Linked DNA regions of Homo sapiens: region 1 is linked to region 2. The links are chromatin loops, found by intact Hi-C in ENCODE. Cell type or tissue: right lobe of liver. All regions are shown on one strand. Links, peaks and the distances in the headings refer to the core of each region. The heading gives the core; the rest is flanking DNA. Region 1 has its middle 37 kb from the start of HLA-DQA2. Region 2 has its middle 11 kb from the start of BTNL2.

What was found. A loop is a pair of places that touch in the nucleus more often than their neighbours do. Peaks named below come from ENCODE experiments on the same cell type or tissue, not always from the same donor. Only the 100,000 strongest peaks of a DNase experiment are listed, where the experiment ranks them.
Region 1: it touches region 2 in a loop (7-fold over the local background); 92 of 110 quality-filtered maps call a loop at or near these places.

Annotation. Positions count from the first base shown.
Region 1 is chr6:32,696,923-32,711,881 of GRCh38, reverse strand. It overlaps the pseudogene MTCO3P1. Among named protein-coding and RNA genes, the nearest start is that of HLA-DQA2, 37 kb to the left of the region's middle. In right lobe of liver, for the core only: a CTCF peak has its summit at 11,163 (motif pointing right); no DNase peak of the experiment used is centred there; H3K27me3 peaks cover 478 bases.
Region 2 is chr6:32,409,436-32,426,314 of GRCh38, reverse strand. No RefSeq gene overlaps it. Among named protein-coding and RNA genes, the nearest start is that of BTNL2, 11 kb to the right of the region's middle. RefSeq lists silencers at 11,469-11,617, 11,814-12,089. In right lobe of liver, for the core only: CTCF peaks have their summits at 10,698 (motif pointing left) and 12,689 (motif pointing left); DNase peaks (open chromatin) are centred at 10,684 and 12,674; H3K27me3 peaks cover 781 bases.

The DNA.
Region 1 (14,959 bases), core at 6,375-14,374, 290 kb before region 2:
CTGATTCACCCAGAGCAACTTCCAGTCCTGCAAGCTCCATTCATGATAAGGGCTCTATACAAGTGTACGAGTTTTTATCTTTGACAATTTCACAACACAATATAAAACAATTTGCTTAGATCCAGATTTGTTTTAGTCAATGTAAAATTCAAGAGAAAACAATTTTGATTAAGCTACTCAAAACCACACTTTCACATTCATGCCTTTTTCAATGCTTATCTGCAGGGGTGAAATCTGGACCAAACATATCCTTCTGAGCTGCAGGATACAAAAGCCTTATTTATTATTTTTAATTCTCTATTTTGCCACTTTCTGTAACTCACTATACCAATGATTCACTTCCCCTCTCTCTTTATTTTCTTCTCAGGGTATTTTGTTTTTCCATGAAATACCTACTTCTTCCTCATTGTCTTGCTTTGTGTCATACACAAGAGGCCTACCACATTCAATTTCCAATCTTTACTAACTTTGATATATATAACTTGCCACAAAACATCACTGGTGATGTTCTTGTTGAGGCTTTGCCACCATAAAACTTCTTCACAAAGAGTCCCATGGTTCAAAAGAAGATATTTTTGCTATTTTTCTCTATCCTGCTCATACACATATGCCTCATATAACCTTTTAATCTTGAACTTAGACTAGGTCCTTTAATGAAGTTGCTATGGAGCAGAATCACCATAATTCTTAACAACAATTAATTTTTTCCCTAAAGTCCACATCTTTGAAGGGAATTGGATCTTAAATTTATATTAGTAAAAAGGATCTTCACCTCTCTTAAATTTAAATACCTCATATGTCTTGAAAGATAAATTTCTCAGAGTAAATTCAATTTGTATTTCTTATCCTGGATTTCTATCCAGAAGAGCAATCAACAACTTGTATTGCTATTCTTCAGCTCATGATTGAAGAGTAAGATTTTCATAATTGAGGATTTAATAGTAGCGTTTCTTTTAGACTGACACATAACTTAAGCACAGAGTTGCATAAACATGTATATAGAGTTTAATAAATAATTAATGACACAGACTAAAAAGCTTATCCAGCTTCCCAGAAGCCCTGTGTGTGCACCTTCTACCTACCATCTTTCCCTTGGAGGAAAACATTACTCTGATTTTGTGCTAATTATTTACTTTTTAAAAATGTGTGTATGGTCTTAAATTTTATATAAATAAAATAATGTATTGGATTTGTTTCTTTCCTTTGATAAATATTGCTTTTACGAGATTCACCACTTTTTTTATGTGTAGTTGTGCATACACACGTTAGGATGGCTATTATTCAAAAGGAAAAAAGAGAATATAAGTGTTGCTGTGGATGTGGAGAAATTGGAACCCTTGTGCCTTGCTGGCGGGAATGTAAAATGATGCAGCTGTTGTGGAAAAAGGTAGAGTCATAACTCAAAAACTTTAAACATACAATTACCATATGATGCCATGATTCCACTTCTGGCCATATACCCAAAAAAACTGAAAGGAGAGACTTGAACATACATTAGTATACCCATGTTCATAGCACAAACGTTAATGGTAGCCAAAAGGTGAAACAAACAAACAAACAAATCTCCATCAATGGATGCCTGGAAAAGCAAAATGTGGTATAAACATACAATGGAATATTATTCAGTCTTAAAAAGGAAGGAAATTCTGAAAATATGCTATAACTCAGATGAAATGTAAAGACATTATGTGAAGTGAAATAAGCCAGTCACAAAAAAGGCAGATATTGTATGATTCTACCTTATGAGACCACCTTGAGTGATCAAACAGAGACAGAAAGTAGAATGGTGGTCACTAGTGGCTGGGAGGAGGAAGGAATAAGGAGTTGTTTATGGTTACAGAGTTCCAGTTTGGGATGAGGAAAAGTTCTGGAGATCTGTGGTGGTTATTGTGTACAATAGTGTGAATATATTTAATGCCACTGAACTGTACACTTAAAAAGGTGAAAATGATGAGTTTTAGTTTATTTATATTTTCCCACAATTAAGGAGAGAAGGAAGGAAGGAAGGAAGGAAGGAAGGAAGGAAGGAAGGAAGGAAGAAAGAAAGAGAAAGAAAGAAAGAGAGAGAGAGAAAGAAAGAAAGAGAGAGAGAGAGAAATAAAGAAGGAAAAGAAAGAAAGAAAATAAAGAAAAAGCTTAATGCTTAGAATTGGTGTAAAGATGTATAAGACTAACAAGTTTAAGCAAAAATGATGTTCAGTGTAAGCCACACTTGGTTCCCAGAGTTTGGGCATTGAAACTGGAGTCCCAAGTACAGATTATATAAGTCATACCCTTAGATAACATTATTTGAGGCCTATGTATGCCATAAAATAGGTCTAAGTGTTTTATATGTATTACATCATGGGTCCTCTCAACAACCTACTTTGTGGTTACTAAAGGATTACATTGCATGTAAATATAAAATACTATATTAATGAAATCTTAGTTAATCTACAAAGTTCCACAAAATAAAAACAGCCTAAATTGTAATGTTGTCAATAATCATAATTTATGAGCTTGAGCACGGAGTAAATTTAGATTGTGTTTTTACTACCACCAAATGATGCACATCCATTTACCTAGTTCACGGTCTCTATCTCTCCTTTCTCATTTATGTTAATCCAAATAGTGATACACACAGTGTTATGCAGCCATAAAAAGTGATGAGTTCATATCCTTTGTAGGGACATGGATGAAATTGGAAACCATCATTCTCAGTAAACTATCGCAAGAACAAAAAACCAAACACCGCGTATTCTCACTCATAGGTGGGAATTGAACAATGAGATCACATGGACACAGGAAGGGGAATATCACACTCTGGGGACTGTGGTGGGGTCGGGGGAGGGGGGAGGGATAGCATTGGGAGATATACCTAATGCTAGATGACACATTAGTGGGTGCAGCGCACCAGCATGGCACATGTATACATATGTAACTAACCTGCACAATGTGCACATGTACCCTAAAACTTAGAGTATAATTAAAAAAAAAAAAACAAAAAAAAAACAAAAAAAAAAAACAACCTGAAAAAAAAAAAATTACCTTCAGGCTGCTATATGTATAAAGTGTATATAAAACATAAATGCATAAAAAAAAAAAAAGAGTTAAAGAAAGAGGAAAGAAACACAAAAAGTGGCTCAACAGTCAAAGACAGGTTTATTTTGGAGAATAAACCTGAGAGGGCTTCTGGCTGATTTCAGTCAGGAGCCCTCTCTCTTACAGACTAAGAGTATTTAAGGGTTTGGGGCGAAAGGCTTGAATGTTTCTGTGTGGAGAAGAAGTTTATTGTGGGGTTGGAATGTCTCTGGTTGGAGGGGAGGTTATCTTGGGGTTGGCATCTCTCCGGTCAGAGGGGAGGTTATCTTGGGGCTGGTATGTCTCTGGTTGGAGAGGGGTTTATCTCAGGGTTGGAATGTTTCTGGGCAGAGGTATCATTTGTGGTTTAAGGTCATGCTGCCATTAGCCATTAGGCTGATGCCCTTTGGGTTGGATTTAGGTGGCTTTTGATCAAGGGGAACTTTAAAATGGTGGTGCATGTCCAAAATGGCGATGCTCCTGCTCTGTCAATCCAGATCCTATAGTTATAAAAGGATGAGGATGGTGTGTTCTTTCTGGCTAATTCCTGCTGAGGGGGGTGTGGAGAGTTTTCTGGTCTCAGATTGACTGTAGGAGTAATGCCGTCTGTAGATGTTTTTGGGTAGTTGTCTGTGAAATGGCCATGATCCTGTTGGTTAAAAATCTTTGGAAAAGATTAATTAGGCAGGGTAAGAAAGTTAGTCCTAGGCATATCATTAGGAGAGGGCCCAGGAATGGGGTGACTCATGCTATGATTTTGTTCCCAAACTAAGAATCTATTTGGTTGTGTTGGTATTCCCTTAGCTTTTCAGCCCTTTCTTTAAGTTTTTCGGCAGCATCTCTTACTACGCCCGACTGGTTGAGATAGAAACAACTTTCCTCACCCAGTTAGAGGCAGATGCCCTCTCTTTCAACCATTATAAGATCTAGTCTCTGTCTGTTCTGGAGGACTGCACCAGCTAAGGAGTCTAGTTGGTCTTGGACTCTTACAAGGCTTCAGGCTATATCTTCTAGAGATCCCTGTAGTTCTGTTGAAAGAACCTTAAAGTATGTGGCTAATCCACCTGCTCCCTCTCTAAGTCCAGAGGTTATACCCAAGGCAGCCATTAAGGAATGATGTGGATGGCTCTCCTTTTCCTAACATATTGGATGGATGGGATAGACAAAGGTTGATTAGGAGGAGCTAGTCCAATGGAAGGAGAAAGATAAACTAGAGAACAGGTTCCGGTCCGGTTGGTGGGGAGACAAAGATATGTGTTGGTGCCACACAAAAAGAACAAGCCTTCATCGTAAATACAGGCAGAGATATGGAAAGAGAATAAGTGTGTTAAAGATTGGATGTTGTTTCTTTCCTGCAGTTCCTTACTCCAGATGGACAAGGAGGAGGCCAGGGAGACATCCACTATAGTAGAGATATAGCAAGAGTTGTTTTTTACACGTTTAATGTGATCGGATGTTGCATCATTGATATTGAGCCATGGAAAAAGGTAGGAACCAGGGACAGCACAAGTTAGTTCAGAGGCATTGGTTAAGGGATAGGCTGTAAAACAAGCCAGATGCAGAAACGTTCCATTTGCTTCAGGTGATAACTTGGTAATCAGCTTGGTTAGTCTGATGGTTAGAGGGGTGTTTAATAATGATAGTGCAGTTGCATTGGTTAGGTGTGAAGGATCCTACAGGGAAATTTCCTTCAGAAGCTGAAAAGCAAAGTGAGGCTTATTGTAAAAGGGGGGTGTGTTTAGTTATAGGCCCTCCAATGCCGGGGCCTTGGGGCTTGAAGCATTGTAGGGAGTTGTAATAGGTTTGAAATAATTTGTTAGCCTGATTGGCCCTGGAAGTGGGATAATCGCCGACCACAGTCGCAGTGCAGTGCTAATATTATCAATTATTAGTGTCTCCGCAACTTCAGTATCTCTTATTATTCTAATTCTACTAACTATTCTCGAGTTTGCTGTTGCTCTTATTCAAGCTTATGTCTTCACACTATTAGTAAGTCTTTATTTGCATGATAATACATAATGACCCACCAAACACTTGCCTACCATATAGCTGTACCTAGCCCTTGACCACTAACAGGAGCTCTCTCGGCTCTCCTAATAACATCTGGCCTGGCCATATGATTTCACTTTAATTCTACCACTCTTTTAACTTTAGGCCTACTAACCAACACACTGACTATACATCAGTGATGACGTGATATTGTCCGAGAAAGTATATTCCAAGGCCACCACACAACAATTGTCCTAAAAGACCTCCGATACGGGATGCTCCTATTTATTACCTCAGAAGTATTCTTCTTCACTGGTTTTTTTCTGGGCATTCTATCACTCCAGTTTAGCACCGACCCCAGAATTAGGAGGACATTGACCCCCAACAGGTATTCTTCCCCTGAACCCTTTAGAAGTATCTCTCCTAAATACGTCTGTATTACTTGCATCAGGAGTTTCAATTACTTGAGCCCATCACAGCCTAATAGAAGGTAACCAAAAACAAATAATTCAAGCAGTACTTACCACGATCCTCTTAGGAGTCTATTTCATTCTTCTACAAGTCTCAGAATATTTCGAGGCCGCTTTATTATCTCTGATGGAATCTATGGCTCAACATTCTTTGTAGCCACAGGCTTTCATGGACTTCATGTTATTATTGGATCAACAATTCTCACCATCTGCCTTCTTGCCAATTAAAATTTCATTTTAGGCCCGGCATGGTGGCTCATCCCTGTAATCCCAGCACTTTGGGAGGCCAAGGTGGGCAGATCACCTGAGGTCGGGAGTTCGAGACCAGCCTGACCAACATGGAGAAACCCCGTCTCTACTAAAAATACAAAATTAGCCGGGCATGGTGGCGCATGCCTATAATCCCAGCTACTTGGGAAGGCTGAAGCAGGAGAATTGCTTCAAATGATCGTCCCTCTTCATCCTCCCAAAGTGCTGGGATTACAGGTGTGAGCCACCACACCCAGCCCAGCTTTGTTAATTTTTCTGTTTGCTGGTTTTCTGTTTCATTGTTGTCTGGTTTCATTTTTATTAATTCCTTCTTTCTTTTATTTGTCTTTGCCACATTTAATCATTTCTTTTTTTTATTTATTTTACTTTAAGTTCTGGGATACATGTGCTCAACATGCAGGTTTGTTACATAGGTATACATGCGCTATGGTGGTTTGCTGCACCTGTCAATCCATCATCTGGGTTTTAAGACCTGCATGCATTAGGTATTTGTCCAATGCTCACCCTTCTCTTTCCCTCCACTCCCCAACTGGCCCCGGTTTGTGATGTTCCCCTCCTTGTGTGTTCTCATTGTTGAGACATGTGAGACTTGGATATGTACTCTCATTGTTCAACTCCCACTTATGAGTGAGAACATGCGGTGTTTGATTTTCTGTTCCTGTGTTAGTTTGCTGAGGATGATGGTTTCCAGCTTCGTCCATGTCCCTGCAAAGGACATGAACTCATTCTTTTTTATGGCTGCATAGTATTCCATGGTGAATATGTGCCACATTTTCTTTATCCAGTCTATCACTGATGGGCATTTGGGTTGGTTCCACATCTTTGCTTTTTAATTCCTTCTTTCTACCTTCTATCTTCTTTAGATTTAGTTTGCTTTCCTTTTTCTACCTTCTTAAGGTAGAAGCTCACACCATTGATTTTAAACTTCTCTTCAGTTCTGATGTATACATTTAAAGAAACTAATTTCCCTTCAAGCACTCTTTCAGCTTTATCTCATACATTTTGATATAATGAACTTCATGATCATTCACTTAAAATATTCTCTAATTTTCTTTGTAATTTCCTCTTAGACCTATGGCTTATTTGGTAGTATGTTGATTAATTTCTGTATATTTAGGGGATTTCCAGGTTATCAGTTTGGTGCTGCTTTCTAATTTAGTTGAGGTATTTTTATTTTTATCTTTTTTGGTCAGAGAACATACCCTACCCAGTTTGCATACTGTTGAATTTCTTGAGACTAAATTTATGATCCAGTATGTTGTTCATCTTGATGGATATTTCATGTACACCTGAAATAATATGTATTTTGCCATTGCATATTCTAGTCTAATGTCTTATAAGTGTCAGTTAGGTTGATTTAATTATTAGTGCTATTCCACTGTTTAATATATTTTCCTGATTTTTTTGTTCATTTCTTTTACCAATTATTGAGAGAAGCATTTAAAAATCTCTAATTACGATTGCAAATTTATCTATATTTTCATTTCTGTCAATTTTTGTATCATTTATTTTTAAGTCATATTATTAGATGCATACATATTTAGAAAAGTTATGTTCTTCTTATGGTTTTTCCATCATTATGACTCAAGTTTTATTTTTATTCCTGGTAAAACATATTTTTAATGAAGATTTTTTTTGTTATTAATATGATCATACTGAATTTATTGTGATTTAGGTATTTGTGGTATGCATTCTTTCTTCTGGTTATTTTTTGCCTATCTGTGTAAAGAGCATGTATCTACCATTCTTTGAACATATTCTTATCTCTGACACCTGACACATATCCATCATTCTTTTTTTTTTTTTTTTTTTTTTTTTTTTTGAGACGGAATCTCGCTTCTGTCGCCCAGGCTGGAGTGCAGTGGCGCGATCTCGGCTCACGGCAAGCTCCGCCTTCAGGGTTCACCCCATTGTCCTGCCTCAGCCTCCCAAGTAGCTGGGACTACAGGCGCCCGCTACCACGCCCGGCAATTTTTTTTTTTGTATTTTTTAGTAGAGGCGGGGTTTCACCGTGTTAGCCAGGATGTTGTCGATCTCCTGACCTCGTGATCCGCCTGCCTCGGCCTCCCAAAGTGCTGGGATTACAGGCATGAGCCACCGCGCCTGGCCGTATCCACCATTCTTAAATATCCTTACTTTCTATGATCATCTTTTATTTTTTTTCTCAAGCTCTAGAATCTGTCATAGCTCTGGGTTCTTTTAGAAGAGTCTGGTTAAAAAGCTAGATCAAGATCTGTGTGTTAAGTGTGCTCATTGCTATGGGAATGTCAAAAGTCTAAGATCCTATTTGTGGACATACACATAAACATCTATACATTTATTTCTATAGCTACTTACTTATATTAAAAACCATATGTCTACGTCTAGCCTTTCTAGAAACAAAAATTATGAAATCTATAAAAATGACTTAAAAATTTGCAATCATTGGAGATCTTTTGAAGCATGCAGAATACATCAGGAGATAAATATTGAGAAAAGGAAAGTAACTAGGTGAGTTCAACGTTTACTGTGAGTTTCCCCTGAGAGTGCTTTTCAGTCTAAAGCAGTAGATGGTAGAACAAAGCTCAAGCAGAAAGATGCAGTCTTACCAGGAAGAGAAGACGGAGGTTGGAGTTTGGTGCCGAAAGAATTAGTTGCTATTGAGGAGAAAAATCCCCAAAAAACATGAAAACTCAAAGAGGGGCCCCTATTCTGCATGCAAATTTCTTTCAAATGCAGAATTTTGGGCTCTCCTCTGTGGTATTCTTATTTAGGATTTTCCACTCAAGTTCTACAAATAGTGCGCCACTGCACTCCAGTTTGGGCAACAGAGCAAGACTCTGCCTCAAATAAAATAAAATAAAAATTGTTTTAAAGTTCCACAAATCTTAAAGACCTAAGTTCTGACATCTTTCTACTCAGTTACCATTAGGAGGGAGAAAAATATACTAAGAAAGGCAAGTAAAGAGGAATAAGAGAAAAAGAACAGATGGACCAAAAACAAAAAGCAGCAAGGGGGTAGACTTAAATCCAGTACTTCAGTAATTACATTAAATGCATATTTCTAAACTGGATAAATAAGCAAGACTTTTGACCATACACTGTCCATAAGAAATGCATTTTAAGTATGAAGACACAGGTTAAAAATATAAGGATGAAAAAATATACACTGGGCAAGAAAGCTGGAGTGGCTACATTAATATCAGACAAAGAAAACTTTACAAATAAGGAATATTACTGGAGATAAATTTTTCATAATGAAAAAGAGTCAATACATCAAAAAGACATATAATCCTAAGTGTGTATGTACCAAATGCTATATACAGCTTATTTTCAAATTCACGTAGAAAATACATAAAAATATACCACATATATTGACATCAAAACATTTCAACGAATCTAAAAAGCAGTGAGAACATTGGACAACGTTGCCAAAAACAATCATTTAAAGACTCTGGAAATTGACCAAAGGATACGAACATTGAGAAGCATTTAGTTAAGAGAATCTAAACTGAATCCTAATAAAAACAGCAAAATCAGTATTATTTTGGCCAGAGTATGCTTTCACCAACTTCCTTCACCTCAACTTATGGTGCAGAATTTCTACCTGTGTGGGAGGACAGGCCATGGGATTAGACAGCTCTTCTTAACCTGCCAGAGGGAGCTCACACACATTTTTTGGAAAAGAGCTCACGCACATGCATGCACACACACACACACACACACACACACACCCTCAAAATAACGTCTTGGCATTTTGTAGAAAACAGCATAGACCTCAGGGCAAATAATTATGGAAGGCTAACATCTCAACTAGCTTGAAGTCATGATGGCAGGCCAGTCAGGAATTTTACCAGGGAGATCCAGAGAATGAGATAGTCAAAAATAGCCTTGCTAAAATCTCATTTATCCCCAGTGGTGTGGAAAGCTGTCTGCATCAGCTTGGTTAAGCCTGCTCAGGAGAGACCTGGCTGAATATAAGGACATGTGAAGGCAGAAAGTAAAAATTGGGACATACCTGTAAAGTCCCGGAACTTTGAAAGCATTTCCCACATCCCACTCAGTTCAATGGCAAAGTGTGGAAGCCTTACTGACTCAATTGTTTAAGCAGAATCTTTCATCAATCATAGGCTGACATTAAGCTATGATGACCAGGGGTGATTGTAGGAAATCAGGCTTAATAATGAAAACAAAAATTATTAAACAAACTTAGCAGAGACACCATAGGCTGCATACTAGGGGGAAACAGACTTGGAAGAACTAGCCCAAGCAAGTCACTAACACAAACAACAAACAGCAAGAGCACTTACTCCTAGGGATTGTGGAATCAGAATTTATGTAAAATATCAATATTAAACAAAAATTACAAGACATGCAAAGAAACTGGAAAATTTTACCAACACATAATACATAGGAAAAAAAGAAGCCAACAGAACTTGTCTCTGAGGAGACAGGTTAAAATGATTTCATTTTAAATTGCTCTCATTCTTGAGCATAATGAAGAAACACTCTTTAAGGCAGGTGAGAAATAACTAAGCAGTTATCAATTAGAGTGTTCAAGTAGTGGTTCTGAGTCTTAAAAAAAATAGGAGGGTGGGAAAGAAAGTACAAAAGAAATCAGATTCCTGTTTTAACTACCTTGGAACACATAAAATTGTGAAAATATGTTGAGAAAGTTCTATCTATACAGCCATCTCCAACTGCTGTATAATAGGTGTGCCGGAAAAATAGAAAAAATATAGGATACAATAAAAAATCGAAGATTTTTTTTTTCTGAAGGAAAGGAAGACTTTAGTCTCTGGCTAGATAAGATTCATGCAATTTAAAGGAATCAAGTGGAATCATGAAAATATACAAATAGTTCTGTAGCTGGAGGGATGAAAATTTTTACTACACAATCAGAAAATAAAATGGTAATAAAAATGATCTATTGGCTTCCAAGAAGGAAATAAACAGTTTACACATAAAAGGACGAGAACCAGACTGGAATCAAATTTCTTATCTGAAATATCAGAAGCCAGAAAACAATGAGAGGGAAAAAAGGCTGCCAACTTAACACATGGGGAAGCAGTGTGTTGGCAGGAAAGGCAGTGTAAGAGAGGAGGTTTGTACAGGGAGATGGAAGAGACAATGGAGAGAAGACAATCTGAGCAGAAGCTGTGAGGAGTAGATAGATAGTAGGGAATGGGAATGCTAACGATGGCGTTATTTTAAAACTAACCTTGTGCGGCATGTTTTAAAATTATCATTCCCACACCCTCATTGCATTGTAAAAATTTTGGATTAATATTTTGTTTATCTTTTGGTGTAGAACTGTGCTAAAGGACACGGATTCTATACTACTGGAAGAAGTTCAAGGTTCTTGTTTTAGGAGGACATGGACAGCTGTAGGGATGTTAACTGGGTCATGTTCACCAGTAGGTGGGGACATTGCACTTTAGAAATTCAAGGTAGCTGCCGCTTTCCCTTTTTTCCTTGCCCCTTGGCAGGTCTGGATTTGAGGGGTCAGGATTCCTTGAGGGTGGTAACACAGCCACTCTTATTTCCCGTACTCTTCCTTCCATGTGCTCAGAATATGATGCAATCTGAGATGCAGTTTTGGATGTTTGAGAAGCAAAGAAGCATGGCTGGAGCAGGAGTTAAAGTCTGCTTTTGTTTGAGAACTGAGGAGCTCAGTCTTTTACATGCTCTCACAGGTAAGAGATTGGTACTATAAAATTACATGCTTAAAACAAACTTCACTGCTGTCATTCTAGTGCAAGCCACTATCCTTTTTCACATTGAACATTCCGCCACCATCTGCAGCATTCTTGATATTTCAGTAAGAATGATATTTACTTTACAATTACTATTTTAAATTTATTGGGATATCAGTATATAGTTTGAAGATTAAACAATAGAGATGTATTTTAATGAAAACAAGAGCCCTTCATGCCATTCCTTTACTCCACTGTCATTATCCCCAGTTCAATGACTTTAACAGTAATATGCGTATGTTTTTGTATGTGGGGGTATTAATTTAGACATCCATTGACTTCCTGTTATGAAACCAGATAATTTAAACCACCAAAAATTAGGTCTCTGACATCTTTCTTGTGATTTTATTATCTTACTATGTTTAGTTCCTCTGTAGGTAATCCCTGCATTTTTTATTTATTTATTTATTTATTTATTTATTTATTTATTTATTTATTTATTTATTTTTGAGACAGAGTCTCGCTCTGTCCCCCAGGCTGGAGTGCAGTGGCGCGACTGGCTCACTGCAAGCTCCGCCTCCCGGGTTCACGCCATTCTCCTGCCTCAGCCTCCTGAGTAGCTGGGACTACAGGCGCCCGCCACCATGCCCGGCTAATTTTTTTTTTTGTATTTTCAGTAGAGATGGGGTTTCACCGTGTTAGCCAGGATGGTCTCGATCTCCTGACCTCGTGATCCGCCCGCCTTGGCCTCCCAAAGTGCTGGGATTACAGGCGTGAGCCACCGCGCCCGGCCAATCCCTGTATTTTTAAACACAGTACTCTATTATTCTGTCAGTTATATTCAAGATCTCTTGAGTTTTCTCCTTGTAGATGAAGCTACTGCTAACCCTATTCTTTCCTGCTCTACTTTTTTCTTTATTTCATATCCCAACTTCTGGCATTTATAATTTATCTTTAATATTTTCAAACCCGATAGTATTTATGGTTTGTTTGTAACCAGGTATTTTTTAAACACGTATGTGCTCATTATTGAGAATATATTTCCTTTGTTGGGCATCTTTTAATTTTTATGAAGATTCTATTTGCAATTTCTTTTCCCTCATATATGTAGTCTACTTTTTAATCATATCCTCAGATGTTTTGAATATCTCAACAATACTGTAAAATTTATGGGATCATACTTATCATGTTTATCCACTTCCTGGTGCCCTTAGTTCTCTAGTTTCAATCTAAAAGAAATGATTTCCAGGACTGCTGAGCAGATGTCATCTTGGGATTCTCTTCATTGTTTTCTTTGGTAGAAGATAATGTTTCAGGTATCTGATATCTTCCTCTTACTTGCTTTGACTACCTAATTTTGCTACGACACACCGTCTGTTAATATCCAAAAAAGGATATTCTGGAAGCAAATTTTTCTAATCTTTGCATGTCTGAGAATAATTTTTATTCTAGATTCGTGCCTGAATGAAATTTTATGGGTTTATAAGTATGGGTCTAGTCAGGAGAGAGAGGAAATCACACAGTAATGTAAAATGAGAAAGATCAATATAAAGAAATACGAATCTTAACAAGAGATCTGAGTAATAAGAGATTGGCTAGAAAGAAGTAAAGAGAACTCTAAATAATATAGCAGTGGCAGATATAATAGTGCATAATATAATATAATACGAAATGGCTACTTCCCTAGTGTATTAGTCAGGGTTATCTAGAGGGATAGAACTAATATGATAGATGTATGTATAAAGGGGAGTTTATTAAAGCGTGTTGACTCACATGATCACAAGGTGAAGTCCCACAGTAGACCGTCTGCAATCTGAGGAGCAAGGAAGCCAGTCCGAGTCCCAAAACCTCAAAAGTAGGGAAGCTGACAGTGCAGCCTTCAGTCTGTGGTTGAAGGTCTCAGAGCCCCTGGCAAGGGAGAAAAATGAAGGGTGGAAGACCGCTAGTCTAGTCCTTCTACGGTCCTCTGCCTGCTTTTATCCTAGTGGTGCTGGCAGCTGATTAGATGGTGCCCACCCAGATTGAGGGTGGGTCTTGCCTCTCCCAGTCCACTGACTCAAATGTTAATCTCCTTTGGCAACACCCTCACAGACACACCCAGGAACAATACTTTGCATCTTTCAATTCAATCAAGTTGACACTCGATATTAACCCATCACCTAGGTTAAGATAGAGCACCCAAGAAGGAGCCTTCTCCAGTTTTCTTTCCAAGGGTGAGGTCAGACCTTGTTAGGGAGGCACTTCCATGGCTCACTGAATGGCAGAGAGGTAGTTGTTGAACTGCTGCTCCAGCGGTAGTTTGCTGTAATCCACCCTCTGGGACTTGTCAGAAATCCTTCCTCTAGGGTGTTGGGAAAGCTGTTCCTGTAAGGTTCATGGAAGTGGGGTGGTGGTGGTCACTCTCTGCTGTAAAACTGCTAAAGGGGGTGTGCATGCCTGACGAAGCTGCTGGGTGTTGCTGGCTGCTCTACACTGCAAAAGCTGGGTGCTGAGGAAGCCGCAAGAGTCTGATGTTGTAGAAGCCAGGTGAGAACTTGCCAAAATTAATGACAGACAACGAATCACCGATTACAAATCTCGGAGAATACCAAGCAGGATTAAAAAAACAAAAACAACCTACACTTAAGTATATTATATTTAAACTTTAAAAAGTTGAAATACATAAATACTGTTTAGAAAAGCAAAGAAGGGTGAGAAAAGTACAAGTTATTACATTTTATGTATTTCTTAAAAATGGATATAACAGGTAGATATTTGTTGATATGTATTACAAAAGTTGGACAACATAGTCATGAAATATATTTAGATACTTTAAATACATATATTAAACAAGGGAAGAAATAAAGTACTACTCAAATCAATAAGAAAGAGTTAAATAACCTAATAGCAATGTTGGAAAGTAGGTGAACCGGCAATTCACAGAAGAACTCAAATGGCAAATAGCGTATGCAAAGATGGTCAACTTTCTCTACAATATTTGACACAGAAACATTATGTCATTTCAGTTTAAATATAATTACACATTCATAAAAATTGGGGAGCACACCTTTGAAGGGTTACTAATAAATTGTCTAGAAACATTGTTCTAAAAGCTGATGTGGTTTTGGAGGACCAAATGTGAATATTCAAAGGCACTTTCATTTGTTGAGCAAAACACCAAGTGGAGAAATTGAAGATCCCTGATTGCGAAAGGATCCAAGTGTTTAGAGCAGAACTGAAATCCTGAATAATGGTTCTCTCCATGTAGCAGGCAGAGAATGTGACTAGTGGAAAACAGAGGTTTATGTAAACAAAAGCAGCCTAGATTTGGACATAAAATTCATCAATTAATGTATCCATTCATTTGTCAAATAATTATTTAGCTCCTACTAAGTGCTATGTACTATTCCAGATAAAATAGTCAGCAAGGTAAAAATGTCCCTACCTTTATGAGTTTTAATTCTAGCAGGAAAGAAAAAATAATCACATAATATACAGATATGCAGTATTAGGTGG
Region 2 (16,879 bases), core at 6,100-14,099:
ATGCCCAGCTAAATTTGTATTTTTAGTAGAGACAGGGGTTTCACCATGTTGGCCAGGATGGTCTTGATCTCTTGACCTCATGATCCATCCGCTTGGCCTCCCAAAGTGCTGGGATTACAGGCGTGAGCCACCATGCCCAGCCAGGCCTATTTTTATATATGGTCTGGCCATTGTCTGTTTCTATATCCAGTTTTTCAGAAAGCACAATTTAAAATCTTATTCTTTTTTCCACCACAGTATAAGATGCATTAGGGTCACAGTAGGACAAATTGTCCCACTGGCAACAACTACAAAAATAGGATAAAATTTTAAAGGTATATTTTTAAAAAGCATTGTTTAGCTAAGAAAGTAAATAGGACTAGATGAATAAAAATTCCAAAGAAGAACCATGCAAATGTAAGCTGACGTTTGGACATCACTGTTTCTCTTGGTAGCATTTGCTGTTTGCAAGTGTACGCTGCGTTTTAGTGCCATTTTTCTGCTACCGTTTTCTGCTGTAGAAAAGTTTTCTGCTACAATTTTCCTACAGTTTTCTGCTGTAAGAAAGAAATCAGCAGCAATTATGGGGCCAGTGTGATGTAACTAGAAAACTGAGGCATCTCAAACACTCTGGTTTCTTCAAAACACGTTGGTTAACTTCTGATGCTACGGTAGAAGGTAAAACAAAAAACTAAAGTGTCAACTTCTGAAAGGCAGTGCAAAATCTTTCACTGTCCAGTGGTGTTGAGGAAACAAAGACCTACCATTGATAAGGGCCCTAAAACAAAACAGACGTAAGTTTCAGAAGAACTGGTGAATTGATGCCAAGTAGCAACAACCACTTATCACCTGAGGACACTTACTGATCTGAGTGCTTCTTTGGAGCTAATAATCCAGGTTTGGCCTCTGACAATAGGCTCCTCCAGTGGACTAAGAAAATAGCAAGTGTTTTGTCATTTGACGTGGTGCTGCAATGACAAGATTTGAGAGTTGATGACTTCAAGCACTTTGTAGGTGTCTTTTTCAAAACACTTGTTAAATGTTGAAGATGTATGGAGTAGAAGACTAATGAGCTAAGCTGAAAATTTCTTTAAGTTCAGCCTAAATCTCCTTCAGCTCTTCAGGATTGAGGAGATGAAAGCTATCGGGTTTTTCATTGAAAGTCATGGAGGACTATGCTCTAGAAATGGGGCAAAACTGAAGTCAGGCATCACTTAGCTAAAGGGACAAGCTCTGAGAAATGTGTCATTAGGTGATTTCATCTTTGTGTGAACATCACAGAGTGTCCTTACGCAAACTAGATGTTATAGCCTACTATACATTTAGGCTATATGGTACACCCTATTACCCCTAGGCGACAAACCTGTACAGCATGTGACTGTATTGAATACTATTGGTAATTGTAACACAATGCTAACTGTTTATGTATCTAAACATACAAAAGGTGTGGTGAAAATACCATATGAAAGATTTTTAAATGGTAGATCTTTCTAGGACACTTACCATGAATGGAGCTTGCAGAACTGGAAGTTGCCCTGATGAGTCAGTGAGTGAGTGGTGAGTGAATGCAAGGGCCTAAGGCATTACTATACATTACTGTAGACTTTATAAATACTGTAACTAAGACAACATTAAATTTATGAAAAATGTTTTTCTACAATAATTAACCTTAGCTTACTCTAACTTTTTAAACTTTATATACTTAATTTTTTAACTTTTTGACTGTTTTGTAATAGCACAGCTTAAAACACAAACACTATACAAAAATATTTTCTTTATATCCTTATACTATGAGCTTTTTTCTACTTAATTTTTTTTTTTCACTTTTTAAACTTAAAAAAAAATCTAAGAAACACACACATTAGCCTAGGCCTACTCAGAGTCAGGATCATCAATATCACTGTTTCCCACTTCCACATCTTGTCCTACCAAAATGTCTTCAGGGGCCATAGCACACATGGAGAGGCCATCTCCTATGATAACTACACTTTCTTCTGGAATTCCTCCTGAAGGACCTGCTTGAGGCTCTTCTTGAGGAGGTGTCACTCTTCAGAAACAGGTCCATGATGGTTTGCTTGGTTTCCTTTTTTCATCATAGATTTGCTTATAAGCAGATGATTCACCGTGAACATTCCTCTTTATTAATGAAAACCTTGTTGTGCTGGGGTTCATGTTTTCAAATTTTTAAGGAGCTTGTTGAGGTCTGCAAAAGCTCCTGCTAAACCCTGCACAGGGAATTTTATTTGGGGTTCTTCTTCTTCTTCTCCTTCAGTTTCCTTTTTTTCTGACCACTACTTCAACTATGCATTCCTGTCTCAGTTCCAACAACTCCTCATTAGTCAATTCCAAGGAACTACCTCTAGGAGCTCCTAATGCCATCCTCATCCGTACTCAGTTTAAAGTTGTTTGCCATCTCAACCAAAGCCTTGTAGATTTTTGCAATCTCCTCATCCTTGGCAAACCCTTTGAACTCACAGACAAACCTCCTGAGTGTCTTCTTCCAGATGCCATTCACACACTCCTCGGTGACATCATCCCCATCCCAAGCAAGGTTCTTGATGTAGCCATAGCTGTTGTTATCCTTCCAGAATTGCATCACTGTCTTCTCAGTGTCTTCCTGAGTTACCATAATAACATGGGCAAAGGCCCTCTTCAGATAGTAAACCTTAAAAGCTGCTATAATTCCTTGATCCATTGGTTGGATTAAAGAGGGAGAAGCACCACTTCGATATTGGGATAAAGATCATTAATAACAGGAGGATGTGCAGGAGAACAAATAACCATAAACAAAATCTTGAAAGTTATGGTATTTTTCAGACAATGCCTCTCTATTTCTCTGGCATAGCAATTTAGGATGTAATCATGGAAGAGGAGATGGGTCATCCATGATGTTTTATTACACCTGTAGTGTACTGGCAGGATATACTTTATATATATATATATATATATATATATATATATATATATATATATATATTTTTTTTTTTTATGGAATCTAGCTCTGTCTTCCAGACTGGAATGCAGTGGCATGATCTCGGCTCACTGCAAGCTCCACCTCCCAGATTCACACCATTCTCCTGCCTCAGCCTCCTGAGTAGCTGGGACTACAGGTGCCCACCACCACACCCGGCTAACTTTTTGTATTTTTAGTAGAGACAGGGTTTCACTGTGTTAGCCAAGATGGTCTTGATCTCCTGACCTCGTGATCCGCCCACCTCGGCCTCCCAAAGTGCTGGGATTACAGGCGTGAGCCACCGTATCTGGCCTCTTTTTATATTCTTAAAGGAAGGTCCTGGGGTTTTCACCTTGCTGGATCACAAAGGGCTTTAATTTGTAGCCTGCAACATTGCCCTCAAGCAAGACCGTTATCTGTACTTAAAAGCCTTGAAAGCTAGCATTGACTTGGCCTCCTTATGGGTTAAATTCCTTTCAGGCAGTGAGAACAAAGACACAACATACCAGAATTTCTGGGACACATTTAAAGCAGTGTGTAGAGGGAAATTTATAGCACTAAATGCCCACAAGAGAAAGCAGAAAAGATCTAAAATCAACATCCTAACATCACAATTAAAAGAACTAGAGAAGGGCAAACAAATTCAAAAGCTAGCAGAAGGCAAGAAATAACTAAGATCAGAGCATAACTGAAGGAGATAGAGACATGAAAAACCCTTCAAAAAATCAATGAATCCAGGAGCTGGGTTTTTTTTTTTTTGTAAAAAAAGATCAATAGATAGACCGCTAACCAGACTAATAAAGAAGAAATGAGAGAAGAATCAAATAGATGCAATAAAAATGATAAAGGGGATATCACCACTGATCCCACAGAAATACAAACTACCATCAGAGAATACTATAAACACCTCTGATAGAACAGACTTTAAACCAGCAAAAATCAAAAGAGACAAAAGAGGGCATTACACAATGGTAAAGGGATTAATTCAACAAAAAGAGCTAACTATCCTAAATATATATGCACCCAATACAGGAGCACCCAGATTCATAAAGCAAGTTCTTAGAGATCTACAAAGAGACTTAGACTCCCACATAATAATAGTGGGAGACTTCAACACTCCACTGTCAATATTAGACAGATCAACAAGACAGAAAATTAACAAGGATATTCAGGACTTGAACTTAGCTCTGGACCAAGCAGACCTAATAGACATCTACAGAACTCTCCACCCCAAATCAACAGAATATACATACTTCTCAGCACCACATCGCACTTGTTCTAAAATTGACCACATAATTGGAAGTAAAACACTCCTCAGCAAATGCAAAAGAATGGAAATCATAACAGTTTCTCAGACCACAGTGCAATCAAATTAGAACTCAGGATTATGAAAGTCACTCAAAACCACACAAATACATGCAAACTGAACAACCTGCTCCTGAATGACTACTGGGTAAATAACAAAACGAAGACAGGAATAAAGACATTCTTTAAATTTCCACTCTTAGCCTTACTTTTTGTGTGTCTGCATCCTTGATCTCTATGGCCACGAGACAACAAACCTCAGGTCACCCCAGACAAACGAGGCTGCTTCAATCCCACTTATATGAGGTGTCTAGGTAGCCAATCTCATAGAAACAGAGAATAGGTTGGTGGTTGCCAGAGACTGGGGGCAAGGTAAATGGGGGAGTTACTGTTCAACCAATATAACATTTTAGTTATGCAAGATGAATAAGTTCTAGAGATCTACTATACAACATTGTGCCTATAGTTAACAATACTGTGTTGTAGTTAAAAACTTGTAAAGAGGGTATATTTCATGTAAGGTGTTCTTATCACAACACAATGAAATAAATTGGAAAATGAAGGTGGTCCAGAATTTATCATTGTTACCAGCAAGAGGGGTATTTCAATACAAACTACTCCGTCAATACCAGAGGCCATGACTCTCCTTCCAGAGCTTTTAATTAAGACCCAGGTAGGTCTCTGTTCCTACAAATGTCAGTGAGAGATTCAGCCCTGAACTTCAGTACTTGCTGGCCCAGCTCCCTGGCCTCCTTCTCAGGTGGCTTCAGGAGCAGGCACATGTGAAAACGGGGAGACCCACCTTGTGCTCGACAGACCCAGGCTGAAGGCAGTTCTCCGTGTCCTGAACACAAGCAACATGGAGGAGTCCTCATTCTGCCTTTGGAGTTTGGGGCCTGGCTCATAGCTCAGTGCTGCACCACAGCTCAAGAAATATCTTGTGGGGAAATCACGCCATGAATTTGAGAATTTGAGAACCTCAAATATCTAATTTCTTAGTCTGTCCCTGTGTCCCTTGCTTGGTTTCCCTTTCTCCAGCAGATTCCCTCCTGAGCCCATGACACCTCTTCTGTATGAACAATGAATTGGCAAATGCCCCATGGGTGGCAGGGGAAGAGCTGTGATTGTCAGCTCACCTCAAAAGGATCACCTATTCTCTGCAATTGTATTTCATCTAGTGCATGTTGCTTCCACAGCTCTCCTTTTCCTTTAAAGTACGAATTTTGTGTTTTAAATTTTTAACTTTTCTAGCTGGTGTACTGGGAGTGTTGAGTTAATCTAGCAGTATCCCACAGAGAAGTCAAAGTCATATATTTATGTTCTGTTATGTTTTTCTTGGATTTTATTATTTTTTGTTTTCTTATATATTTTTTAATTGATGCCATGCAGAAGAAAAATATGAGTGATAATTTGAGGCTCCAGGAAATATTATATTTCTCTAGAGGTTATTTAGTTTTGCTTGTGTCAGGCAATGAGGCTATGAGGCTAAGGTCATTAATATCTCAAATCACCCAAATCTAGTCTAGGATTAGTTAGTTAGAACTCAGGATTCAGTTCCTATGAAGGATGATCTGTTTCTGTTTCACCTTATTCCACATATTAGACTTCCAAGGTTTCTATGGAAAGCGTATTTTTATCTTATGGAGTCCTTCCTTTATTTGTGAGGCATGAAATCCAAATTTGTCCCTCTAGCCCTTTGAACATTTTGTGGGGTTTTTGTGCTTAATGGAAGTTGAGCCAAATGAAAAGGAACACAGGTATCAAACACCACATGGAAGCTGAAGCAGCTAGCTGTATTGAACATGTTTCCCCCTCACATAATAAATAGCATATATTCTTATCAAGCTGGAGCTGGCATCGTAGGAAGCACTTTTTCTCTTTGCATTTACATCTTCTGATCTTTGGGAATGAAAATCGTCTGTATACGTGATTCTTTCCTACTTGGTTGTGGCCATTATCTTGTTCCCTTACTCTAAGGAATTATCTAGATGTTGGATGATTTGGGGCTGGATAATGATGGATGTGAAGTTGTATTTTACTTGCTCATGGTTAGCTGGAACGTTTCCCTCCCCACCATCTACCTAAGTAGTTTCCAAGCTGCCTATATCAGATCAATCAGGTCCAGGTGAGCAGGAATAGAATCCAGAGCCGCCACATACACTGGGATATGAGGATGTCTGTTGAGTTGTGTTTTGTATAAATTGTGAAAGGAAACTAAAAATTTGGCACCCCAATTCACCATGTCAAAAGGAAAGAATTAAGGTGAAAGCTGAGTCACGCAAGAAATTGCCTTTCCTTTGGTTTCCAAGCAGATAGCTACAGATAAAAGGTTAAAAATATCCCCACCGGTAGCTACTCTATGTTCACCTAATCATATGCAAAGCGATGATTTACTGAGAGCAAGATGAATACATAACTGACTCTTCCCCTACCTGCCCCTTTTTCCTTGCAACATGTGGATTGCCATACCTTCTCTCTTTCCCTGTCAGCCCACTTTTCCCCTTTAAATATTGAAATCATCTTTGGAGAAAGACACAGACCAGATTGCCTGTGTCATTTGATGATTTTTTCTTTCCAGCATGTCCCTAACCTTGGGAAAATAAACTTCTAAATTGCTTAAGACCTGTCTCAGACACTTTTTGGTTTACAACCTTGACATATATCAGAGTTTCAACCTATGTGATAGTCCAAGGAAGAGTGAAAATTACCAAGGAAAGTACACTATTGGAGCTATTCAATTCTCCCTCCAGTCTGCTTTTCACCTTTAAATATTGAAGGCTTCTAAATCATCTTTGGAGAAAGCCACAGACTTGTCTTCTGGGCATTGTCTTAAACCCTAGCAAAATAAACTTCTAAATTGATTGAGATCTGTCTCAGATATTTTTGGTTTAGAGTATTGTAACTATGGTCTTTGTACTTGCCGCACTGCCTCCTCTCCGTTTGATTTACCAATGCCCAATGAAGCCATGTTTTCAGCATGCAAAACCCAGGAAAGAAATTCTACAAAACTTGCCAAGCAAGAACTCAATGTTGCACAAAACTCATAATGATAGTGCACCAGCTCATCGAGAGGGGAGCCAATTCACAAACAAGCATGAGAAAATCTAGATGAAGGCCATTTTACCAGCCCTAAAAAAGCTATTTCTGACCGGGCGTGGTGGCTCACGCCTGTAATCCCAGCACTTTGGGAGGCCAAGGCGGGAGGATCACGCGGTCAGGAGATCGAGACCACCCTAGCTAACATGGTGAAACCTCGTCTCTACTAAAAATACAAAAAATTAGCCGGGCGTGGTGGCGGGCGCCTGTAGTCCCAGCTACTGGGAAGGCTGAGGCAGGAGAATGGTGTGAACCCGGAAGGCAGAGCTTGCAGTGAGCCGAGATCATGCCACTGCACTCCAGCCTGGGCAACAGAGCAAGACTCCGTCTCAAAAAAAAAAGCTATTTCCATTTATGAATTTAACTATAAATAACTATATAGTATAAATAACTATAATTGATATGAAAATATATAAAGTTATTCAGTTGTTAATGGATACTTAAGTTGTTTTGATGTTTTGCTATTAGGAATGAAGTTGTAATGAACTTGCAATAGTTCTTGATGTATGTTCTAGAGTAGCATTGTAGTAGTAATGTAGTATGATAATGTATATATATTTTCAACCTTACTATGTTATGCTGACTTGTTTTCCAAAATGATCCTAACAATTTCTATTTCCTTCAGAAGTCTGTTGGTAGAAACATTGACCCACATCCTTGCTAGGTTTTGATATTTTTATTGTTTTTTCAGTGTGGCGTTTATTTACATTTCTCTGACTTATAATGAAGAGTTTGAAATTTTTTCACATATTCACATGTCATTTATACATGTTACTATAAAATGTTTCTTCTTGCCTTTACCATTTTTTTTCTCAGAAAAATATAGTCCTTTACTAATTGATTTGTAGGAGGCCTTTCTATGTTCTGGGTACTAATCCTTTTCATGGTTTAATATGTTGTAAGTATCTTTATCCAGTTTACCAAAAAAATTTCCTCTCTCTAGTGAGTGATTCCAATCAGCATATAAACATGCCACGGCATTTCCTTTTCCCTAAATCCAACTCTGCTAATGAATTTTTACTTCTAATCTGAAGGAAACTCTTAAAAATATTGGGCTGCACCTGTTATTTCCATTCCTCCCCATTCTTCTTCCACTCTTCACAGATCAGGCTACAGTCCACATCTTTAACTGAACTCCTTGTCACTGACATGTGTTAGCTCCATGTTGCCAAATCCAATGGTCATCTCTAGGATGTCATTTTATTCATCATATCAGAAGCATTTTATGTAGTTAACCACTACTGCATCATTGATGTATTTTCTTGACTTGTTACTAAACCTCACTGTCTTGAGATTCTCATCACACGAGAATAACAGCCAGATCTCAGCCTGCCTTGCCAAGTCTCCCATCTTCCCAACTTCTAAATGACTGAGGGCCCAGGACTCATCTCTTGCATTTGTTTCCTATGCATCTTCATTCCAGAATCTCCCATGGATTCCCACAACTAAGCACAATTCTTTGTTGAAGTTTCTCTAACTTACATTACTAGCCTTGACATGTTGCCCATAGCTTTGAAGCATGACTTGAAACCAAGCTTTGCATATTTCTTCTGTCCTTTTTCAAATAAGTTTTGGCTATTGTAGATCCTTTGTATTTTCATATAAATTTTAGAATTGTCTATTGCCACAAAGAAACCCAGTGGGAATATTGATCAAGATCGTGTTGAGAACTGTTATTTCAAAAATATCAATTCTTCCCAAATCAAAATATATTATATCTCTTTACACATTTAGAATTTTATCAGTTTCTCTCATCAGTATTTTATAGTTTCACATCACACATCTTTCGGTTCAGTTTATGTCTAAGTATTTTATGTTTTTATTGCTGTCATAATGAAGTGATTTTTAAATTTTATATATGATATTCTGCTGTGGTGTATAGAATTACAATTTGTTTTTGTATTTTACCATTGTTAAATTCACACATTCTAGGCATTTTCAATAGCTCTCTTAGGGTTTTATATATAAGCAATCAAGCTTTCCAGGCTGTAATGTTTACTGTTTGCCAAAAGGAGTCTGAAATTATGTGAAATCTGCTAGGCTTAAACTAATTTTTAAAATAATAAAAGTTGAAAGAAAAATCCAGGTCAATTTAAAAAATAAAGAATATTTTAAAAATAGTTTCCCATGCCCAATTTTATGTTAAAATACAACCAGACATAGTTAAATGTTTTATATATGGTCATGAAACTAAATTGTCCCCAATTATTTTCATATTCCAGTTCATATCAATTTCAATGGCTAGGCTATCCTTTGGGGTATAGTTTTCCTTTCATCCTGCTAACCCATTAATTATCCTTTTCTACGTGTCCACAAATGTCAGAGGTGTTTGAGCCGGAGCAACTCCATCTTGAATAGGGGCTGGGTACAATGAGGCTGAGAGCTACTGGGCTGCATTCCCAGGAGGTTAAGGCACTTTCAGTCACAGGATGAGATAGGAGGTCTGCACAGGATACAGGTCATGAAGACCTTGCTGATAAAACAGGTTGCAGTTAAGAAACGGGCCAAAACCCACCAAAACCAACATGGCCACAAGAGTGACCTCTGGTCATCCTCACTGCTCATTATATGCTAATTATAAAGTATTAGCATGCTAAAAGACACTCCCACCAGCGCCATGACAGTTTACAGATGCCATGGCAACATCCAAAATTACCCTATATGGTCTAAAAAGGAGAGAAGCCCTTAGTCCAGGAATTGCCCACCACCTTCCCGGAAAACTCATGAGTAATCCACCCCTTATTTAGCTTGTAATCAAGAAATGCTAAACCTACATGAAGTATGAACGATTCCTTACATTCCATTCCATGCACCACATCCTCCCTGAAGATTGTCTTGATTCCTTCATAGTTATTGAATTATTATAATATTAGTGCCTATGTTCTCTACTCTCAAAAGTGCAAATGACATTAATAACTGAACTTATAATATTTTCTGCTTTGCTACCTTAAGAATGAGTGCCTGGTATTGCGACGTGATTACAACGAATTTAAGACAATGAAGCAGTCCTCTCTCCCTATCTCCCTCATATCCTCTCTGGCTCTCTCTCTCTCTCTGTCCTTCTCTCCTCCTCTCTTTCCCCCGCATTCTCCCAGGGTGGTTCAGTGGCAGAATTCTGCTGGGACCTTTAAGAGAGAGAAGCATATTCAGCAGCAGCAGCAGTTTTCCTATTCCTGCCCCCATCCGCGGCTTTGAACTGAGTTTACCACGAAATACAAAAACACAATTTTAGAAAGAAAGATATTGGCAGTTAAGATTTGGGAAGTTTCTAAATGGGACTCTCAGTCCTTCCCGCCACTCTGAAATCGCGGTGCAGTAGTAAAATCTTGGAGGCGGTTCTTGAACAAACCTGTCATCTACTGGCCATGTGTGGAACTGCAACAGCCCGGTGGGGAATGCACTTCGCAGAGATGGAGATCCTCTCAGAGGCCCCAAGAGGACCAAGTAAAAGAACCCAGGATGAATGGCAGGCTGGATGGGTGCAAATGCAGGAGGCTTAGTATATCGGTATGATTTTCTTTGCCTTCTTTCTCCCAATATTTGGAAGGGTCCCCTATTTCCAGTGTGAGACATGCCCGGATATCTCTGTGAGTGCAGCTTCTTTGGGGTCCTGGGAGGAGTGTGATGGTATTAACACATTCTGTACACCCTCTCCCCGCAATTCCCCAAGGGGGCATCTGCATTAGTTTTGGAGTCAACTGAGGTGGGTTTCACCGAAGCTTACATCTCTTCCTGGGAACTTTAGTCTTATAGGCTCCCACCTGCAGTAGAATCAATTTTAGGTAATTTCATCATTTTCAAAAAATAATAGATGATCATTGTGATTGTCTTAAACTTCTGTAACTCTTTCATAAAAGTAAATTTAAAAGTAAAAATTTATTTTATTTTATTTTATTTATTTTTTGAGACAGAGTCTCACTCTGTTGCCCAGGCTGGAGTGCAATGGCGCAATTTCAGCTCACTGCAACCTCCGCCTCCCAGGTTCAAGTGATTCTCCTACCTTAGCCTCTGGAGTAGCTGGGATTACAGGCGTGCACCACCACGCCCAGCTAATTTTTGTATTTTTAGTAAAAACGGGGTTTCACCATGTTGCCCAGGCTGGTCTCAAACTCCTGACCTCAGGTGATTCACATGCCTCGGCCTCCCAAAGTGCTGAAATTACAGGTGTGAGCCACCACACCCAACCTAAATTTTTTAAAATTAAAAGTTTTAGAGGAACTGGTTTGTCAGACACTTTTTGTAAAGTATATGACAGCCATGTATGTAAAGAGCTCAACTTAGACTGTAGGTCAGCCAGAACTAAGAATACCTCAGTCCTCCATCCCTAAATGTTTGGGCATTTTCCTATTCAGAAGTTCTACTGCCTGCCCTTCCTCCTTTCTTCTCTTTTCTTTCTTTTCTTCTTTTTTCTTTTCTTTTCTTTCCCTCCCTCCTTCCTCCCCCCTCCCTCCCTTCCTCCCTTTCTTCCTTTCTTCTTTCCTTCTTTTTGCCAATCAAGAAAAATGGCCAGAGGTGCAGATTGAACCGTGGCCACGCTGTGAGGAAAGGCCTCCGTCCTGTGAGCACCACCCTCCCCTCACTGGCCTCGGGAATCCCAGGCCCCCCACTCACATCTGGGGGAGGAGTCGCAGGGCTTCTGCAGGTGCTCTCTCTCCTCCAGTCAGTCAGCAAACCGAGGGGACTGTGGAGGACAAGCCACTGTGCCTCCAGGAGATGAGAGCTGCTGATTTTTCTTTCCTTTCCCTGAGGAAACGATACCTGTATAAGTCTCACTGCTGGGAGACTCCACAAAGTAATCATCTTTCTGGTGAGTTGATCTAAGAGCTCTCAAAACATCTTTCAACCAGGTCCCCAAGAAACAGCTGATGGCGTCGCCTGAACTTCTCCATATTCATAGCAACACTTTCCTGACATTTCTTGGATTGACCTTGATTTCTTATCTTCATTTCTAATCTCCTCTATTTTTCTATCCACCTTCTTTCCAAGACCTTCCATTCCCAGTAATGACACCTAATAGCTATAAAGGGATTTTGTATCATGATTATATTCTTACTTTATCCTTACAACGATACTTTAATGTGAGCCACCCACATACTATCCCTGTGTAAAAACTAAGAAAATTGAGACCCCTGGAAAGAACAGACTTACCCAAAGTAAAGCTTGCCCAAATGTATAGCAAAGCTAGAATGAAAATCTCAGTCAGCCTAAACTCAGGGCTTCTTTTGTCGTCTAGTGGCTGAGGGAGTTATGAATGTGGGTCACAGGTGACCGCCGCATTTGAAGAAGAGTCTGTAAGTGAATCGACTTGCGGAACATCCTTGAAGCCGACAGTGAGCCCGTCTCTGCTGCCCTCTGGTGGCCAGGCAGATCCATGACTCCCCTCTCCTGTTCCTCCTGCCCTCGCCGGATGCTTGTTTTTCCCTCTCCTCAGTTCTAGCAGCTTATGCCTTGTTTTCCCGCTTCTCCTGGAGGTGGACTCTAGTCAGAATGCAGAGATTGTGACTCCTTTTTTTCTCTCCCACACACCAACATCTTCCTGCACAAAATGACCTCCCATAATATGTAGCATAATTTAGGACACAGTTCTCAGCACAGGCAGACCTCTGAGAAAGTGTATGCAGATGATTTGTGAGAACACACACACGCGAGTGTAAACGGAGCTTCTTTACGCGGTGAGTTGGCGCTGATGTGACTGACCATAAAAAATTCAAATAATTGCAGCATTTGGTACCATAGAGATGATACTACAGAATGCATGCAATGAGCGGCATCTTTTCACACATTCAGGTGTATAAAGTAAATTTCTATATTTTCCTATTACGGATTTTAATTTGTATGCCAAGCATTATTATGTCTTCTGACAGAGGAGTTCATCTGGTAATTTCCAGATAAATTCAGGGGCTTTCACACAATTAATTTAATAGCAGCCTCTCCTTCACCTGCCGTGTGATTTCTAAGTTCTGAGGTGGGAGGCGGAGCAGGGCTGGTGTAGAAGTCTCTCCTCACATTTGCATCATCAGCTCCCACAATATGTCACTATCGCGTCGTGTTTCCTGGTCGTCACTGTCCTTCCCACAGTGGTGACGATCACTGTTATGTCCTTGATGCCACTCTCCTCTTGCTGGAACATTCCATCCCAGCATTTTAGGCAGCAAACTTTCATCCCACTGTTGGAGCCTTCCAGAGTCTGCCACTTCTTGCCTTGGAGAACTTTTCCTTTGCTGCCACTCTGAGAGGGACATCTGTGGGCATCGCTACCATTCTGGGAACCGGAGGTGAAGTGGGGTTCATTCCCCTCTACTCCAATTGAGAGAGAACCAGGGTAAAGAGACCCTCCTATCCTCGTCCATGTTTAATTATGTTTCTCTTCTCTCCAAATCTCTCATCCTCTACAGTGAGGGGAGGGTCTTTGTCTAGACTGAAGGATGGAGGGGGAAACCCTTACATTAAGAATCGTAACCGTAAGTCAGGGGACCCAATTATGGGCTGCTCATAATGGGAGGGAAAGAAACTTAAGGAAAAAATCGGCTCAAACCTTGTAACATCATAATGCTGCATATGCTTTTATCATTACATTGACATGAAAATCTGCAATTAAATTAAAAATTGTTCTGGAGAACTCTTGAAATCCTGAGACTATATCTGAGACCCCCTCTAGCTCAAGGAACACAGACTTAAGGGGAACGTAAAGGAAAATCTGGCAGAAACAAAAACACACACAAAATATGCCTATCATTATACTCTTCATGCCCAAATATTATGCTGAGAAGGTTATTACATTTCTTTGGTAAACATCTGAGAGTAATTAAACCTTTTATTACTCAGCAAAGGGAGATAAAGTACCTGAGTAAAAAGAGCAATAAAGTAGCCCACAAGGGACCTTGGCCCAGAGCTCTGATCCTGGAGAGGGCAGTTCCTTTCTCTGGGTCTCTGTTTTCTCATCAGTGGAATGAGGGATGGCACGTTTGATATTCAGTTTTGCTTCCAACTCCAGCCCGATGAGTGCCATGCTCTGGTGGAGACTTGGCACTAGTTGGGAATCTTTGATGTGTGGCAAGGTGGAGGGAAGGGTGGATAGCACCCGCTGATGTGTGGGACGGTGGGGTCTGTGTGAGGACCTAACTGGGGGGTTGCAGATGAGGCCTCCATGAAGGCCTTGGCTTTCTGGGGAAGGTGAGAATTGCCAGTGTCATGATTTTGTGTGCACGTCTGCAGAATTCACAACTGAACCCAGCCAAAGTCCACTTGTCCCCGGAGTTTCACTGTTGAGAGGATTATAGCTGTTAGGAGGTGAATGTGCTATTCTGATTTTCAGAATGCAATCTCATTTTCACAGGGCCTCCGGGATTTGGCTCTGCCTTCAACTGGGGTGAGACGGCTTAAATCCTCCTTCACCCAAAGTCCTGGAGGAGGCCTCCACACTCTCTGGCTCTCCCACAGTTCTGTCTTTGATCAGCACACCCCAGGGCTCTGACCTGTTTCTGACCACCTGCTATGTGGATGAAGATACATCTGGGGCTAAGTGAGAAGACCCAGTAGCACCAGGTTTCGCCCCAAAGGAGAGAGGGAGACACGTGAGTGGTTTGGATTCCCTGGTGAAGGATGGCCACGGGAAGCTGGGGACATTGTCTCAGATTACAGAGTAGGACATACGGACAGAATCAATGTCCTTTAGGGAAATGCTGCCACCTGTTACACTGCCTCCCACTTACATTTATATCCCACTGCGCAGTCTTCAAAGTGCGATTGTAGCCCATTTGACCCTCACAGTGTTCTTGTGAAGCAGGCTGAGTGAGGAAGAAGCACGAAATTAAAAACGAGAAAACCAGGATCACATTTTCATTTGTCATGGATGATGTGGGGCATGTGTCCCTGAGCCTTGACGTCTTCTTATGTCACATGGTCATGACACAGCTTGGAAAACATTAGGATGATTGTCTCCACCACACAGCAGAGAAAATACAGGCTCAAAAAAGTAAAGAAAGATGTCCAAGGTCACACACACACACACAAAAACCCAATTCACTTTGTCTCCTAGAAATCTTATTTTAGCTTTCTCTATAAAAATGTATTGTTTTAACATATGATAAACTATAGCTGTTTTTTTTTTTAATTTTTTTTTTTTATTATACTCTAAGTTTTAGGGTACATGTGCACATTGTGCAGGTTAGTTACATATGTATACATGTGCCATGCTGGTGCGCTGCACCCACTAATGTGTCATCTAGCATTAGGTATATCTCCCAATGCTATCCCTCCCCCCTCCCCCGACCCCACCACAGTCCCCAGAGTGTGATATTCCCCTTCCTGTGTCCATGTGATCTCATTGTTCAATTCCCACCTATGAGTGAGAATATGCGGTGTTTGGTTTTTTGTTCTTGCGATAGTTTACTGAGAATGATGGTTTCCAATTTCATCCATGTCCCTACAAAGGATATGAACTCATCATTTTTTATGGCTGCATAGTATTCCATGGTGTATATGTGCCACATTTTCTTAATCCAGTCTATCCCTTCCTTACACCTTATACAAAAATCAATTCAAGATGGATTAAAGATTTAAACGTTAAACCTAAAACCATAAAAACCCTAGAAGAAAACCTAGGCATTACCATTCAGGACATAGGCGTGGGCAAGGACTTCATGTCCAAAACACCAAAAGCAATGGCAACAAAAGACAAAATTGACAAATGGGATCTAATTAAACTAAAGAGCTTCTGCACAGCAAAAGAAACTACCATCAGAGTGAACAGGCAACCTACAACATGGGAGAAAATTTTCGCAACCTACTCATCTGACAAAGGGCTAATATCCAGAATCTACAATGAACTCAAACAAATTTACAAGAAAAAAACAAACTATAGCTGTTTTTAATGTCTACATAGATACATAAGCTTTCAACTTCGTGAACTAAGATACATAAGCTTTCAACTTCGTGAACTAAGTTAATTTATTCTTACCAGTCAGTTACTATGGCTGCTTGGCATTTTGAGGAGCAACATTTGAGGCTTTTACTGAAAAAAGTTCTAATGACCCATGCATGATACGTAGTAATTTGCAATTTTCTTTGATATGAGTTTTAGCAGTGCAGGATAGGCCTTGAAATTCAGAATTGTTCATCATCTAATGCCTAAACATAAGCTACCACTTATTATTACAATTTAACACTTAAACTTTATCCAGAAAATTAAATTAAATTAAACATGGGTTTTTGAGAATTTGATGATACATTTGCATATTAGATCATATATCTTGACAACACCAAAATTTACTATATTTAATAGGAACAGCAGTTTCAGAAGATTCTTGCATTACATCCAAATAGTAAAACGGAGGGGTCAAAAGCTTATCATTTTAAAAGGTTTTTACTTAAAGATGGCAATTTAAGTCTAGTTATCTATTTTCAAAAAATGTGCCAAAGCTTTTCAGCATCCTGACAGCAAACCCTGTGGCAGGGCATTTCCTCGGCACCACCGGCCTTCTGGGCTGGATGACTCTTTGTTGTGGGGGCTGCCACGTGCCTCATAGAATGTTTAGCAACACCCCT